2 separate regions of the Homo sapiens genome follow, and region 1 is linked to region 2. Evidence: chromatin contacts called from ENCODE Hi-C or POLR2A ChIA-PET data. All regions are on one chromosome and are shown on one strand. The core of a region is the stretch at or near the end of the contact, and the rest is flanking DNA. Distances in the headings are between cores, read along the strand shown. Region 1 overlaps FHOD3 (formin homology 2 domain containing 3). Region 2 overlaps FHOD3 (formin homology 2 domain containing 3).

The links. Hi-C counts contacts between places; a loop is a spot of excess contacts on that map. ChIA-PET counts read pairs that join two places held with the same protein, here RNA polymerase II (POLR2A). Pooled maps may share reads with other maps.
Region 1: a map of GM12878 shows a loop between it and region 2 (4-fold over the local background). The contact joins two enhancer-like sites. A Hi-C loop is called at or near these places in 7 of 168 maps with a recorded cell type or tissue (GM12878, HepG2, PC-3 and 3 more), 1 of 37 single-sample maps with no recorded cell type and 4 of 50 pooled maps. POLR2A ChIA-PET finds 5 or more read pairs at or near these places in 1 of 52 experiments (BJ).

The regions. Positions count from the first base shown.
Region 1 is chr18:36,499,022-36,504,117 of GRCh38, reverse strand. FHOD3 (formin homology 2 domain containing 3) reads right to left here. Exons shown (of 29, transcript NM_001281740.3): 4 at 2,119-2,186. Among named protein-coding and RNA genes, the nearest start is that of FHOD3, 200 kb to the right of the region's middle. RefSeq lists an enhancer at 3,868-3,917. Within about 2 kb of position 2,862, at least 2 of the 41 ENCODE cell types and tissues checked have a DNase peak (open chromatin) inside an H3K27ac peak, as active enhancers do.
Region 2 is chr18:36,569,667-36,574,862 of GRCh38, reverse strand. All of the region lies in intron 5 of FHOD3 (formin homology 2 domain containing 3), which reads right to left. Among named protein-coding and RNA genes, the nearest start is that of TPGS2, 260 kb to the left of the region's middle. Within about 2 kb of position 2,467, at least 3 of the 41 ENCODE cell types and tissues checked have a DNase peak (open chromatin) inside an H3K27ac peak, as active enhancers do.

The sequences.
Region 1 (5,096 bases), core at 1,613-4,112, 71 kb after region 2:
GAAACTCCATCTCTACTAAAAATATAAAAATTAGCCAAGCGTGGTGGTGGATGCCTGTAATCTCAATTAGGAGGCTGGGGCAGGAGAATCACTTGAACCTGGAAAGTGGAGGTTGCAATGAGCCAAGATCACACCACTTAACTCCAGCCTGGGTGACAGAGTGAGATTCCATCTCAATCAATCAATAAGTCGCAGGTCCAGGGCAAAGGTGTAGAACAGAAAGGGCATGCCTTACTTTTGGAGTACAACTTCAGGAGGAACTCAGGTTGTAGCCAAGGACAGAGAGGTGGGCAGCAGAGGCCAGATCAAGAAGGACTTCCATGTTATGCTGAGAAATCCAGACGTAACCCAGAAGGCAACATGGAACCAACAAGAGAGTAACTCCCTCTGGTGGGAAGCTAAGAATGGACTGAGTTAGGGAGGACCAAACACACACAGTGCCATGAATAGCTGCTGCAATTTTCCAGGCATGAACCAAGGCAGACCTCTAAACCCCAAGGCATTTCCGAGGTATGCAGTGTGGTGGAGCAAGGGTGCACCAGGTTCAAAACCATGGCTGTTGGAAGAAAAGAAAGAGGACTTGTCTGCAGAAATGTCAACACAGAGAAGGGACTCCGTGGTATGATTGAACACAGTGAAGTAAGAATGGGACAAGAATGTGTGGATGGGACAGATTTTGGGCCTTCCCTTTTGCCTATTCCCTCTCAAGCATGTAGAAATCTACTCTGGCTCTCACTGACAACTATCGCTGACAAAGATAATCTTTTAAGGATGTAGATGAGATGGGAACTGAAAAGAAGTAGAATGTAAACTAGAATCAAAAATCCTAACAGAAGAAAAATAATGAACCTAGACAGACGCAAGCTCAATGCAAAAACCATCTTCTCTATGAAACCATCTCCTGACCCTGCCTGCCCTCACATGGCTGATCATCTTGGGGCTTCTCTGCACACCTGTCCTAGTCCTCTTCATTATGTTGGTGACTTTCTCAGGGTAGGAATGGAGGGAAGGTTTAGGAGGCAACGATACTATGGAATCCAAGACAGATTTGCACAGGTACACAAGGGGGCATAGCCACAATAGCATGGTTTATAACAGCAAAACACTGGAAATTAACCATCTGCCAATAGAAGAATGAATAAAACAACTTGTGTTTTATTCATCCAATGCAATCTTCAATCAGAGCTACACCAGCTATGCCTACACCTATCCCATTCTCAGTAAGCAGAAGTAGGATATATATGCAACATGATCACATATGTATACAGTTCATACAAAAGAATATCACATATTGTTGGTGAATATTTACCATTAGGAAACATGCATGTGGGGGTAGGGTGGAAAGAGGTTGTTTGGGATGGGGGAGCATAACACAGGTCTTCAGTTATACCTCTAATAGGCTTTGCACATGTATGTTTATTGCAGCACTATTCACAATAGCAAAGACTTGGAACCAACCCAAATGCCCATCAATGGTAGACTGGATGAAGAAAATGTGGCACATATACCCCCATGGAACACTATGCAGCCATAAAAAAGAATGAGTTCATGTCCTTTGCAGGGACATGGATGAAGCTGGAAACCATCATTCTCAGAAAACACAGCAACAGAAAACCAAACACCACATGTTCTCACTCATAAGTGAGAGTTGAACAATGAGAACACATGGACAGAGGGAGGGGAACATCACACACCAGGGCCTGTCAGTGGGTAGGGGGCTAGGGAAGGGATAGCATTAGGAGAAATACCTAATGTAGATGATGGGTTGATGGGTGCAGCAAACCACCATGGCACATGTATGCCTGTGTAACAAACCTGCACATTTTGCACATGTGTCCCAGAACTTAAAGTATAATAATAGTTAAAAAAAAAAAAAACTAGAAGTAAATATGGAAAAATATGTGATAAAGTTACCTTTACTTTTTATTATGTTTGAAATATTTGACATGATAAAAATTCTCAACTGATATTATGACCTAATGTATATTGTAATCTAAATATAAATATTGTAATCTAAATTTGTCCTTCCTTTTCATAACAAGTACAGGTAGAAGCTTGCCTGTATCTAATTTCACAGCAATGTAAAAACAGGTAAGTACTTATTTTTTTCCTATTTACCTGAAATATCTGCTTCAGGGAGAAGAGGGCCCTTCTCAAATCTCGTCCGCTGGAGTTGTATAGTTTTTCTGAAATAAAGAATAAAACATATAAATTAATTAAACTGACTCTATTGACAGTGAAAACACAGACAGGATATGAATGATAACAAAACTATCCCTGGAAAGGTAATGAAAGCCTATTCATTTCATTCAGGATACAGACCTTACCCCCAACCATAAGAAGAATGTTGCATATACATATCTGGTGTGTGACAGGTGGCATGGAATAATGTGTAGATGGGACAGATTTGGGGCCTGCCCTTTTGCCTATTCCCTCTCAAACAGGTAGAAATCCACTCTGGCTATCACTGACAACTATCACCTAGATTTTTCACCCTCATCTCCCACCCTTCCTCTCTCCAGATCTCTATTTCCAGCTGTTTGCAGACCCTATTTTCCAGTTTATAAACTATTTCCACTTGATGGCCAACTATACCCAGAAAAACCCACGCAGCCAGAACAGAATCCATCCTTCTACCTCATGCCTCCCTTGCCTTACAGGCCCTGCACCCCCATGCTTTCTGCATCTCCTGTTCCTGGGGTGTGCTGGCTGCCTTGAGCGCTCCTCAGGCCCTAGGGTTCCCTAGGCAGCATGGGAGACCCAAGGGCAGCATGGCAGCTCTACGGACTAGCTGGCTCCTTCTAGTCACATGAGGGCCTCTGGGCAGGAAGCCAGCCTTAGCTCTGCCTGGGCCTGTTTTCTCACTCATGTTCAAGGATGGTTCTGGCCATGGGCAAGGCAGATGAAAGATCCCACTCTTGGAATTCTCTGGCTGAAGACTTGGGCTGACTTCCATAAGCCCACTGTTGAGCAGTCACATTTCAAATATATGAGTTAGACCAGGCCTCAGGAAGAAGGAGGTGAGCTTAATACAGGGCCCATCCTCCAGAGATCACCATGCAGCTAGAGAGACAGATGAGTATGCCACAATTACTAGCTGGCCAGAGTGATGGTGCTGCGAGGTGCTGAAGACACACCGGAGGGAGTCCTGTTCTGGTTATGCAGGACACCAAGGAGCACACATCCCGCTTAGCCTCCCAGCACCCACACTTGGTCCTGATCCAGGTGGCTCAGGTGTGCATAGGGTTGCATTCCTAGCACCCGATGCCAGACTTTTCCAATAGAATCACCCAACGCATGTTTACTGAGAACCTGCTGGGTACAGTTCGAGGCACTAGGATACCACAGTGAAGAATGGAATTATCAGGAGCAAAGGCTAAGTAATCAGACTGCCTGCATTCCAAACCTGGTATCACCATTTACTAGCTATGTGACCTTGAACAAAACACTTTACATCTCTAAGCCTTGGATTCTCCATCTGTAAAATGGGAACAGACAGTATTACAGGAAAATGGGTTCTGTGTTAAATTAAGCATGTGTACTATGGAGTGGAATGCAAAATATCATTTAAAGTGTTTAGATATAATAAAGGCATTCAAAACAATGTCACGTCATTGGCCAACCACCTCGGGCTTCAATTCTAGCCTAAAGGGATACAGGGCAGAGCCACATTCCCCCCTTGTGCAAGTGGCATGGAACAAATGGCCCCAGAAGAGTTTGCAGAAGTCTAGTGACAGAAAGGATATGCTGGTTTTTCACAGTGGCCCAGGAAATGGATAGGCCCCCACTGAGAGAGATTTAACAGGACACAGATAGGTAAAGCTCAGTATTTGCTTGGCAGTCATTTCTTCAAAGGTCTCCCTACCAGACATATTGCCTTCCGGCAAAGAACAGAGGGCTCCTGTGGAAACTCCCACTAGATGACATCACTTCCCCATTTAAACCCTTCAGTGGCTGCCCACCGCAGCCAGAATGAAATCCAAAATCCTTTGCACGGTCTGCCAAGCCCTTGGTCACACAGCCCCCTCCCTTGCTGTATTACAGACACTGTGGTTTTCTCTCACATCCTGGGGCAGTGCAGGCTCCTCCAAACTCACAACTTAATACATATTGCTGCTAAGTGGCAGGGGCAAGATACTGTAGGGTGGGGGTCTGGGGAGTGGTATGTGACTCCAAAGATTCCCTGTTGTTTGACCACTATGGAATCTACCACCTCTAAATACAATATGCAGCCCACAAACACTTGCTAATTATGAAGAGTTGTGATTAAGAGAAAAATGCATCACCTTTCTAAAAAGTAGGAGCCTAGAAAGCTCCAGAGGAATCAACCATCCCCAATCTGAACATCTAATTCATCTCTGACCCGAAGAAACAAGGCCCTGGTGACTCTCAGGCTGACCTCTAAAGAGTCTGTGTGGCCTCAACATATGAGTAATAAATAGTGGGTTTCCTACTGCATCACGCCTGGAGTAGAACCCTGGTCTCTGGGGTGATCACACTTCTTCCAGCTTTCACAGCTAACATCTGAGAATCCCCAAATCCCAGAGAAAAAGACTTTGTTTTTTGCTAATACTACTTCTAATAAATAAGAATAAAACTATCAAGTGAAAGCATGGGCCATGTATACCCCCAAAGAAGTGGACCAGATTTATCCTATCCAGGAAGAACATCAGTAGAAAAGAGCCAATTCCAGGTAACTCTTAAGTCAATAGGCTGCTGGGCACCGTGGCTCAGGCCTGTAATCCCAGCACTTTGGGAGGCCGAGGCAGGCGGATCACTTGAGGTCAGGAGTTCAAGACCAGTCTGGTCAACATGGTGAAAGCCCGTCTCTATTAAAAATACAAAAATTTGCCAGGCATGGTGGCACATGCCTGTAATCCCAGCTACTTGGGAAGCTGAGACAGAAGAATCTCGTGAACCTGGGAGGTGGGGATTGCAGTGAGCTGAGATCATGTCACCGCACTCCAGCCTAGGTGATAGGGCAAGAACCTGTCTCAAACAAAACAAAACAAAACAAAACAAAACAAAACAAAACAAAACAAAAATAGCAATAGGCTTGCATTAGACCTTCTTACTTGTTAGCAGATGATAAGCAG
Region 2 (5,196 bases), core at 1,218-3,717:
GCAGTATATTTTGAGAAATAACAGATTCATAGTCTATTTAATGGTAAAACACTAGAGATATTCCTACTAATCAGAAATAATTTTTAAATGATGCTCATTAAACCCATGGATTATTTAACACTGCTATAGAATTTCAGGCAAATTTAATAAGATATGAAAAATGATAAGATACAAAATTGTTGGAAATACATATTGTCATAATTTGCAAGTAAAATTATAGATACAATAAAAAAATTCACAGAATTTATTACAAAGAGATTACAATTATAATCACATTTCTCATCCTAATGAGAAATCTGTATGCAGCATTTGAATGCAGCATATGAAAGTTTGATATAAAATTATACTAGATAAGTGGATCTATGACAACAAATATGTTAAAGAATAATTTCTTTAAATAGTTAATACAAACTAGTAAGACAATATTAAATGCCAATAGAAAAAAGGCATTTTATATGAGAGACAACAAACTTGTTTATAATAGCATGCAAAATTTTTCACTCTCACTATAATAAAACAAATGCAAATTAAAATAATAATAAGGTAGTGTTTTCACTCAAATTGGCAAAGGTATTTTAAAAAGAAATGATTATGTATCAAACACTAGAGAGGTTAAATAACTTCATGCATTGCTGGTGGTAGGGCAAACTGGTAGAAACCTGTAATAAGGCTATCTAGAACTATAATTATTTTGTAAAGTTACCATGTATTTAGCGCTCACTGTGTGCCAAGTTCTCCAGAGGGACTTTATAGGTATTATTAATAGAAAAGCCATATGCAGTGGGTATTTTTACCTCCATTTGGAAGAAGAAAAAACTGAGGCTCTGAGAAGTGAAGGGATGTGACCAAAATCTCCATCACTGCCTAAGTAGCAGAGCCCACTTCCAGCCAGGGTGGGTGAGCACGTATGTGTTTATACTAAGAGCCTCGAAGTCCTCTTCAAGCCCTTTCCCAGTCATCATGATTTGGGAAACCTATTCTAAGGAAATAGCTCTAAGTTTAAACAAAATAAAAAAGGAAGCAAAGGTGTTCACTGAAGCATTATTTAATATACCAAAATAATAACTAAAACACAAATACCTGTCATGGTCCTAGAACTCAGCGTACACAGTCATTTACCAAAGCTATGTCCTAACTTGTAAAATGTTTCTCATAAAATAAGTAAAAAGCAAGTATAAGTAAAAAGCAACATCACATAATTAAATAAAATAAGTAAAAAGCAACATCACATTATTAAACACTCAAATCTTCTTTTAGTTGAGACACGGTCTCACGCTGTCACCCACGTTGGAGCAGTGGTGCCATCATGGCTCACTGCAGCCTTATCCACCCAGGCTCAAATGATCCTCCCATCTCAGCCTCCTGAGTAGCTGGGACCACAGACACATGCCACCACACCAAGCTATTTTTTTTTTTTTTCTGTAGAGATAGGGTCTCCTTCTGCTATCCAGGCTGGTTTCAAACTCCTGGGCTCAAGTGATCCACCAGCCTTGGAATCCCAAAGTGCCTGGATTACAGGCATAAGCCACCGTGCCCAGTTATAACACTCCAATCTTCATGCATACAAAGAAGAAAAGGAAATCCATAAAATATTAACCATTGTGATTGAGTATATATTCTTTGGATGTATTTTTCCTATTTTCCCAGCTTTCTAACATGAGCATCGATTACTTCTGTAATGGAAAAGTAAAATATGTTAAAAAAAAAAAAAAGAACAAAAATAAGACTGAATAATGTGAGGTGTTACATGCTTTTGTTTTTAGAATTTTTTTACTAGTGCATCCTTTCTTACCACCACCACCCCCACCCTCCTGCAGAAAGATGCAGCCCCTACCTCATGGAAGAGCTCCAAGAATTCGGCACATTCTGCCCTATTTTTTCCCATTTCTTCCCTCCTTCCCTTCCCAAACAAACTGGCAAGTCTCCATGGAAGAGGAGTTTGCTCCACTGTCCTTTTCCCATTCTGAGTCCCGCTGCTGAAAAGGCCAATCCTGAGGTACATTTTGGCACCTTCCTTTAAATCAGCTAACCACACAGGGAGAGAGAAGGTAGACTCTTTAGCCTTCTGGAAGGTATATCCACGGGGAAGACTCTCCACAAGGCTGAGAAGCTGGGACTGAAGGCCTCCCCCCAAGAGCTCAGGGCCTCTGGTACTGGCCAAGTGCCCAAGAAGCCAGGACACTATTACAATGGGAGAAGGCAAACTAAGGTTTAAAAGCTGACTTGATCTGTTCCCCGCAACATTCTATTAACTGGATCATACTGGAAGAGGTGCATCACTACAAAGTTCATGTCTAATGGAATTCAAGTGTCCGATCACGCTAATTTTTCATATTTTGGTAATCAAATCTTTCCCACTACATCTTTTTTGTACCTACCCACTACTACTAAAGCAATCCGGCCTGTAAACCGCTCCAGACACGAGATGGCGCTAAATAGATTCATGTGGGTTAATATTGCACTACAAGCAGCAAAAACCCACCAACCTCAAACGTGGGCCTGAGAATAAAACCCACACAGAAGAACAAAACAGATGCCCTGAAAACACACGTCTGGGTCACAGGAGCCATGAAAATTCATGATTTGTGTTTTCAAGAAGAATGTGGAGGCTGAGACTGTCTATCAGAACACAGAGGTAGATGGCACCACAGGTCTAGGAAGAGAGCATTTCCTGTTCTGCCACTCATGGAACTTATTACACTCAAGGTATATTTATTCATCTTTCTGTGCTTCAGTTTCTTCATCTCAAAAATGACACGGCTATACCATACTATCTATTTTGCAGGGGTGTGGTGAGGAATGAGTTAGAACAGTGCCTCCAATGAACAGAAGCACACGCTGAACAACTCTCAAAAACAGAAAACAGGGAGCAAGCTCTCCAGGCTAACCTTACCCAGCTGTGGGTCATGAGAAGTGGTGGGAAAACTCCTTGCCTAACTAGAAGTCACAAAGATTTTCTCTTATGTGTTCTTCTAAAAATATGTAGTTTCTCCTCTTTATATGTAGCTCTATGATCCAATTTGAGATAACTGTTGTACAAAGAAGCATAGATTGAGGTTCATTTTTTTTTCATAGGTCCAACTAATGCCATTTGTTAAAGAGACTGTCCTTTTTCTATTTCATTGCTTTGGCAAATTTGCCAAAAATCAACTGGTTGTGTTTGTACGGGTCTGTTTCTGTCCCATTGGTCTGTCCAACCCTTTGCCAATGCCACACAATCTGGATCACCATAGCTTTAGAGTAAATGTTAAAATCAGGTAGTATGATTCTTCCTATTCGTTCTTCTTTTTCAAAATTGGTTCAGCCATTCTTGTTCTTTTGCCTTTTAATACAAATTCTGGAAGCAGCTTGTCTAAATCAACAACAACAACAAAATCTTTCTGGAAATAATGTTAATCTATAAATTCTAGGAGAACTGACATCTTTACTCTGCTGAATCTTCTAACCTATAAACCTGTTATGTCTATTTATTATACATCTTCGCAGATTGCTTTTATCAGTGTTCTATAGTTTTCAACTATAGATGCAATATATGTTTGTTTGGGATGGTATTTTTTGCCAAAATTATAAGTAGTTCACATTCTTTGGAGCTATTACAAACGGTGTTTTAAAAACCTTTCCATTCCTAATTGTTTATTGTTAGTATATAGAAACAAAATTGAATTTGTATATTGGCCTTATATCCTATAACTTTGTTAAACATTAATTCTAGGAGTGTTTGATTTTTTGTTTTGTTTTTGTAGATTTCCTGGAATTTTGTACATAGACAATAATGCTGTTTGTGAAAAAGAACAATTTTATTTCTTCCTTCCCAATCTATATCCCTCTTCCCATCCCTATTGCACTAGTGAAGACTTTCAGTATAATATTCAATGGGCGTGGTGAGAGTGAACACCCTTGCCTTGTTCCTAATATTAGGGAGAAAGCATTAATAATCCTTTACTATTAATTATGATGTTAGACATATGTTTTTGTAAATTGTCTTTTATCAAGATGAGAAAGTTTCTCCAATTTCTAGTCTGCTAAGAGCTTTTTGTAAATCATGAATGAATGAATTTTGTCAAATGCTTCTTCTACATCAACTGATATGATTGTGTTTTTTCTTCTTCAGATTGTTAATGCAGTAGGTTATACTAACTGAATTTCAAATACTCAATGAGTCTTGCATCCTTTTTGACCATGGCATATTACTCTTTTCATATATTGCTGGATTTGATTTACTAATATTTGTTGAGGATTTTTTGCATCTTTGTTCATAATAAATATTGTTCAGTGTATTTTATGTCTGGTTTTCATACCATGGTAATACTGACCTCATAAAATGAATTGGGAAGTGTTTCCTCCTCTTCTGTTTTCTGGAAGAGATTTTGTAAAATTGGTTTTATTTTATCTTTAAATGTTTGGTGGAATTCACCAGGCAACTGTTTGGGGCTGGAGATATTTTGTTAAGAAGGTTAACTGCAAATTAAATTTCTTTAATAGTTACAGTAATGGGGCTAGTCAGGTTATCATTTCATCTTGGGTGGGTTTTGGTAGTTTGTGGTTTTTAAGGAAATGATCCATTTAAGGAATTGATCCATTTCATCTAATGTATCAATTTTATGTGCTGAGAGTTGTTCATAGTATTCTGTCATAATTCATTGAAGTGAAGTTTAATCCCCTTTCATTCTTAATGTTAGCAATGCATATCTTCTCTTTTTTCATTTGTCATTCTTGTTGGTCAATTTTATTTTTCTTTTCACAGAATCAGCTTTTTGTTTCATTGATTTTCTCTATTTTTTTCTCCGCTTTCAACTTCATCAATTTCTACTTTTATTATTTTCTTCCTTCTACTTATTTGGTTTTATTTTACTTTTCTTACTCTAGTTTCTTAAGGTAGGTGCTTACATTATTATTTCCCTCTTTTCTAATATATGCAGGTAATGCTAGAAATTTCCCTCATGCATTGCTTCAACCACATCCCACAAATCTGATGTGTTGTATTTTCATTTAGTACAAAACGTTTGCTAACTTCCATTGAGAATTCCTCAACACATGGATTATTTAGAAGTGTGTTAATTTCTAAGAGTTTGGACATATTCATGTTCTCCTTCCGTTACTGATTTACAGTTTAATTTTATTCCAGTCAGAAATTACAGTATTTCAATTATTTTAAATTGGTTATGGTTTATTTTGTGACCCATGATATGATTTATA